Regions from separate parts of the Homo sapiens genome. Here region 1 is linked to region 2. Evidence: chromatin loops called from intact Hi-C (ENCODE). Cell type or tissue: PC-3. All regions are shown on one strand. Each heading gives the region's core, and the rest is flanking DNA. Links, peaks and the distances in the headings are about the cores only.

The links. Hi-C counts contacts between places; a loop is a spot of excess contacts. Peaks named below come from ENCODE experiments on the same cell type or tissue, not always from the same donor. Only the 100,000 strongest peaks of a DNase experiment are listed, where the experiment ranks them.
Region 1: it touches region 2 in a loop (11-fold over the local background); 4 of 110 quality-filtered maps call a loop at or near these places.

Annotation. Positions count from the first base shown.
Region 1 is chr7:143,002,157-143,005,071 of GRCh38, reverse strand. No RefSeq gene overlaps it. Among named protein-coding and RNA genes, the nearest start is that of OR9A2, 24 kb to the left of the region's middle. In PC-3, for the core only: CTCF peaks have their summits at 1,229 and 1,434 (motif pointing right); no DNase peak of the experiment used is centred there; H3K4me3 peaks cover 1,274 bases; H3K27me3 peaks cover 435 bases.
Region 2 is chr7:142,782,203-142,785,117 of GRCh38, reverse strand. It overlaps TRB. Among named protein-coding and RNA genes, the nearest start is that of PRSS2, 13 kb to the right of the region's middle. In PC-3, for the core only: CTCF peaks have their summits at 770 and 1,633 (motif pointing right); a DNase peak (open chromatin) is centred at 1,617; H3K4me3 peaks cover 519 bases; H3K27ac peaks cover 355 bases.

The DNA.
Region 1 (2,915 bases), core at 214-2,713, 220 kb before region 2:
CTGCAGGTGGAGAGCAGAAATGGTTTGCTCTTTTCACTCCTCCTTACTCATCTACTCCAATCCCCCATCTTTGCCTGGATCCTATGGTATTAAGACAGGGAAGAGGAGGTCAAGGGGAAGGGGATGATGTCTCTTCACTTGCCTGGAGCTGTTTGTCCCATCCCTAGCTGCTGATGCCCTTTTGCGGGGCAAGCATCCAAACGGTATCTTTCTTACTGGGTGCATTTGTGGATTCTTTAGATACCTTGTAGGAACACCTGCATTTCACATTGCCTTGTGATCCCCTTCAATTCCTGTGCTTGTTAAACTTACAGCCTCTCAGTGCTGGGGTCTCATTTGAGGAGGTACCACTTTTGGGCCAGGAACCTTCACCAAGGTTCATCATTCCCATGGCATCCACGTGGCCCCTTTTGCCCTATCAATGATAGGAATACCAGCTTGCTATCATAACTTCCCACTAATAAGGCAAGAGGACTCTTTGCTCTCTCAGACTCTGAAGGTAGGTGTTCATTGCTGTAACAGTGAAACAGCAAGAGAACTAACATAACTAACTCCATTTTTGTTTCAGGGACCTTTACCCATGCCTGCATGTAGGCTAGGATAATTTTAGAGCACTGAGATATTACGCAAAAACGGCAATCATGTAGTTTTAAAAACTAACTCTGGGATTAAAGGAGACTTATGTAAACAATTGCATGAAGTTTTGTTAAAGATTTATAGGAGCATCATGACCTGACCGAAGACAAGAAAGTTCCCCGCCTCCTCAGACCCTCGCTGGTGCCCGGATGTCTGAGGTCATTGGTCACCTCTCCATCCCAACCCCCTCCTCCTCCTCCAGCATTAACATAAAAAGGGTACAATTTGTACCGACTTAAGATGGTACTTTAAGATGCAATTCCATCATCGTCTCGGTTTGCTGGCTCTCCGAATGAACATGCTTTTCCTCCCACCAATTCGTGTCTCATGCTGGGCTTTTGAGCAGTGAGCAGCTGAACCTGGGTTTGGCTACATTGCTTCCTGAGTTTCTCTCACCATGTCACTCCCCTAGGGGCACCAGGGTGGGTCTTCTGGGACTTTGTGTTCAACCAGGAAGTGGCTAAGAAACAGACCTAACTTCTATAGGATAAGTAAAGGACCTAAGCCTCTTGGAGACGGCCTTTCCTTGCCTAGGGCATGTGGGAGAAGGAGCTATAAAACTCTACTCCCGTGAATTTCCTCCCTCTAGTAAACACTCTTTTTCTTTATAGCATGGGTTGCTGGTGAAACAAAGGCCAATGGATTGTCATGGCATTTTTAATGTCTTACAGATCTGTGTCTGGCACTTCTTTAAATTATTTTGGTACTAAATGCCTATTTCTTGTGGCCTTGAAATTCTATGACATATGAAAATGTTAATTTTCATATGTCATTATAGAGGCAACCACAAGAGGGCAATATTTCAGCAGCCGAAACAAAACCCTAGGAGAAGATGGCTGCCTTCCTCGGAGTACACCGATGTTGCTCAGATGCCTTTGGTCTACCTAGGTTGAAAGCTAGATAGAAAGTTCAGAATTGGGACAAGGTAAAGGGTCACATCAGGAAAATGCAAAGACGGGAAGGTGTAGCAAGACAGCAGCACACCAGTCTGGCAGACAGACAAAGACTAGAAAATTTGGGAAGAAATCTGCAATTGAGAAATGGGAAGTAAAGCACTCTTTTCTCACCTCTACTCTTACCCTACAAACCTGCTCCAGGCTATTCCACTCTGTGGTAGGCTGAGTCTTCCAAGAAGGAGACACCCAGCAGGATCAGAAGTCTGAGCAATTTCTTTGGGAAAATACAGAGGGAGAAGAAGGAAGAAGCCTGGCATTGGGAAGGCAGCGAGAGCCATCAGATAGTGATGGGGGCGTGAGCATTATGAAGGAGAGAGTCAAGGTGGGAAGACTGAGTGGAAGAGTCTGCGATTGCAGTGCAGCTCTAACAAAGTCCAACAAGTGCACCGAGTTCTTCTTGAGTTTACATTGCTTACCTGAGTGGCTCCCTGCCAGCCACAGTCATTAGCTAGGAGCAGTCTGTGGGAAGCATGACCTAACTAAGACATGAGAAGGATTTTGGAGCATAGCAGCTAGGGCTGCCAGTCAGCTATGCTCCCTGTCGTTAGAGATGTGAGAGGGGCATTTGCAGGGCCACTGCACACCCTAAACAATGAGTGAATGAATGAACGAATGCCCTTTTCTTATCCTTGTTTAACCATTACGTTACCATCCAATCTTATATCTCCTTTCCTGCAAAGCTTTTGAAATACAAGTACATACCCACTGTTATTATTTCCATACTTCCCATGCATTTTTTTTTAATCCGCAGCAAGTTGGATTCTCCTTGCCACTGTCCACTGAAACTGTTCCAGCCAAGCTGATCAGTTTTCACATGCAAACTGACTTCCCATTTATTTGCCCTGTTTCCAAGGACTGCATGAATTTGGAGCTCAGAAATAAAGTCAATTGGGGAAGATAATGGTGGATAAGAGATATTTGAACAGCCAAAAATGTGAGAGAAGGAAGGGAGATAAAGCTTTGAATATTTTATAAAAGAGGAGGAAGAAAAGAAGAATACTGAGAGGTTAAAGAAAGTGTGGACTTTAAAAACAACTTCTGGGATATTGAAAAATCTTTTCAAACAGGCGAATCAGGCAAACCCAGGGACTTTGTGATCATATGAAATCGAAGTGAAAAAAATAACCAATCAAATCTTCCATCTTCTGGCTAACTTCAGATTTGCCAGAAGAGGTCAGCAAAGACATTAACATCAGTCTTTGCCCTCCCTCGAGGCAGGATGGTGGGTTAGAAAGTGCTTTCTGCCACTTTGCTTAGAATTTATGCAGGGCTTCCATTATCCATACCCCTATCTTTTTTAGGCCCTCTTTCCAGAGTTTAACA
Region 2 (2,915 bases), core at 295-2,794:
CACCTGAGGCCAGGAGTTCGAGACCAGCCTGACCAACACAGCAAAACCCCATCTTCACTGAAAGTACAAAAAAAAAAAAAAAAAAAAATTAGCTGGGCGTGGTGGCAGGTGACTATAATCCCAGCTACTTGAGAGGCTGCTGAGGTAGAAGAATCACTTGAACCCAGGAGGCGGAGGTTCCAGTGAGCCAAGATCACGCCACTGTACTCCAGCCTGGGCGACACGGTGAGACTCTATCAAAACAAAAAAAAAAAAAAAAAAAAAAAAAAAGAAAAGAAAGAATGGGTGGAGTAGACAGAAACAGAGCGGAAGTAAAAGTTACATTTCCCAGTGTCAACGTTACTGGGTTGTTTCCATTTTAGAGTCATATAGCTCTATTGTCTATTGAAAGTCAAACTTAAGTTAATTTTAAAAATCAAGAAAATTTGGCTTTAAATAAAATATGCTACTTTAAAAACCTACTTGTTTAATTTACAAAGTCATTTTTTTTGCCAAAGAAGTTTATGTGTGAAGTTATGTATGAAGTTATGTAGAATTTATGTAAGAAGTTGTTTCCTTGTCCTGAATTTGCTCAGTGAGGACTTAATCACTTGGACAACTGTGAAAAATGTAGATTTCTGAGTAGTCTTCATGACCTATTGAGTTAAAATCTCCAAGACTGAGTTTACTTATTTATTTATTTAAATAAACAAACAGAAAATTACCCTGGGCGTTTCTGTTACAATGCCAGGCTTGGGACCCACAGCTTGTCCCCAACTAGAACAGGGCAGAGGTAAGCCATGGTGAACATCAGAGGGTAGTCTAGGACTGCCATAAGTTTGGTGCCAGGGCATGGCCCTTAGAACTTAGGGAAGAAAGAAAAAGAGGATTTGGTATATTCACGGCATTAATAGTGATGGACCTCGCAACATGCTACCAAATGCCTGCATAAAAAGTTGATTGCAGCCAGGTGCAGTGGCTCACGCCTGTAATCTCAGCACTTTGGGAGGCCGAGGAGGGCGAATCATGAGGTCAGGAGTTCGAGACCATCCTGGCTAACACGGTGAAACCCTGTCTCTACTAAAAATACAAAAAAATTAGCCGGGCATGGTGGTGTGCGCCTGTAGTCCCAGCTACTCGGGAGGCTGAGGGAGGAGAATCGCTTGAACCCATGAGGTGGAGGTTGCAGTGAGCCGAGATTGAGTCACTGCACTCCAGCCTGGGCGACAGAGTGAGACTCTGTCAAAAAAAAAAAAAAAAAAAAGTTGATTGCTTTCATCCATTGGATTGTGTCAAAGCCTCTTGCCAGTACCTTTCCTAATTGAAATATTCAGTTTATTTTGATCTATTTCTGCATGTTTTCCTGCCTTACTCACCTCGTTTACTTATCAATAATTCATCCTCTAAGTTAGTGTCTTTTAATCACCTAGTGGGGGCCCTCATCCCTACTGGCCTTATAAATAATAATGCCACTCTGTCTTGGCATCATGGTTTTTTAGAATTCCGATGGAGTTTGTCCCAGTTTTGCCTCTCTGGACGGTATGCCCAAGCTCATATGCAGCGTTTTTTCCATAAAAGCTAGGAAGACCAGTTAGGCAGGTATCAGGTTGGGGTCATGCATCCATGTGGGCAGCAGGGGGCAGCCTTTCCTTATTTTTTTAGACCTAAGTAACTGCAATCTGAGCTCGGCCACTTGAGGGGGCGAGAAGAATGCGCAGCTCGTGGTGGGGCGAGGACGCGGAAGGGAGCAGGGTTACTCCTGCGCCTCTGTGTCGGGGGCGGGTGGGAGACCGGGAGACACGCAAAGAGCATTTCACGTGTGCAATTCTTGAAAGCTTTCCAGCATGTTCATTTCAACCTAAATTCCTTGTTCTCAGTTGAGGAACTGAAACCCCAAGAGGCTAAAATGAGTTGCCCAATGACAGAGAAGCACCGCGCCCCCAAGACTCCTTAAATTCAGGAGATGCCGCCACATCCTGCCCTTCCGTGAAACCGACCTCCTGTGGCCAGACTGCCGGGCTCCCAGCAGCCCCGTAGCGTGGCTAAACCTCTTAAACTCTGTCTCTTTATCTGTAAGCTAGGAGCAATAATAATACCTACCTCATGGGGTTGTGAGAATTGCATGCGATAGTGCGTGTCGGGGTTAATCATGGTGCCAGAAGAGTCAGTAAAAATGTTAGTGACTGAAGCCGGGCGCGGTGGCTCACGTCTGTAATCCCAGCACTTTGGGAGGCGGACGCGGGTGGATCACCTGAGGTCAGGAGTTCGAGACCAGCCTGGCTAACATGGTGAAACCCTGTCTCTACTAAAAATACAAAAAATTAGCCGGGCGTGGTGGCGCTTGCCTGTAATCCCAGCTACTTGGGAGGCTGAGGCAGGAGAATAGCTTGAACCCGGGAGGCGGAGGTTGCAGTGAGCCGAGATCGCACCATTGCACTCCAGCCTGGCGACAGAGAGAGACTCTGTCTCAAAAACAAAACAAAAACAAAAACAAACAAAAAATAGTGACTTGTTTTCAGAGAGATATCGTAACTGCCCAATAGGTTCACCTTGCCTGCTGTATAGACAGAACCGATTTATCAAGACAGGGGAATTGACATAGAGAAAGAGTAATTCACCCAGAGCAGACTGTGTGGGAGACTGGAGTTTTACTATTACTCAAATCAAATCTTGCCGTCTCCCCGGGAATTCGAGGATCCGAGTTTTAGAGGATAATTTGGTGGGCGGAGGGGAAAGCAGTGAGTCGGGAGTGCTGATCCGTTGGGTTGGAGATGAAACCCCAGCTGCTTTCTTGTGCTGAGTCGGTTCCTGAGTGGGGGCCACAAGATCAGATGAACTAGTTTATCGATCTGCGTTGTGCCAGCTGATGCATCAAGTGCAGGGTCTTTAAAATATCTCAAGCACTGATCTTAGGTTTTACAATAGTGACGTTATCC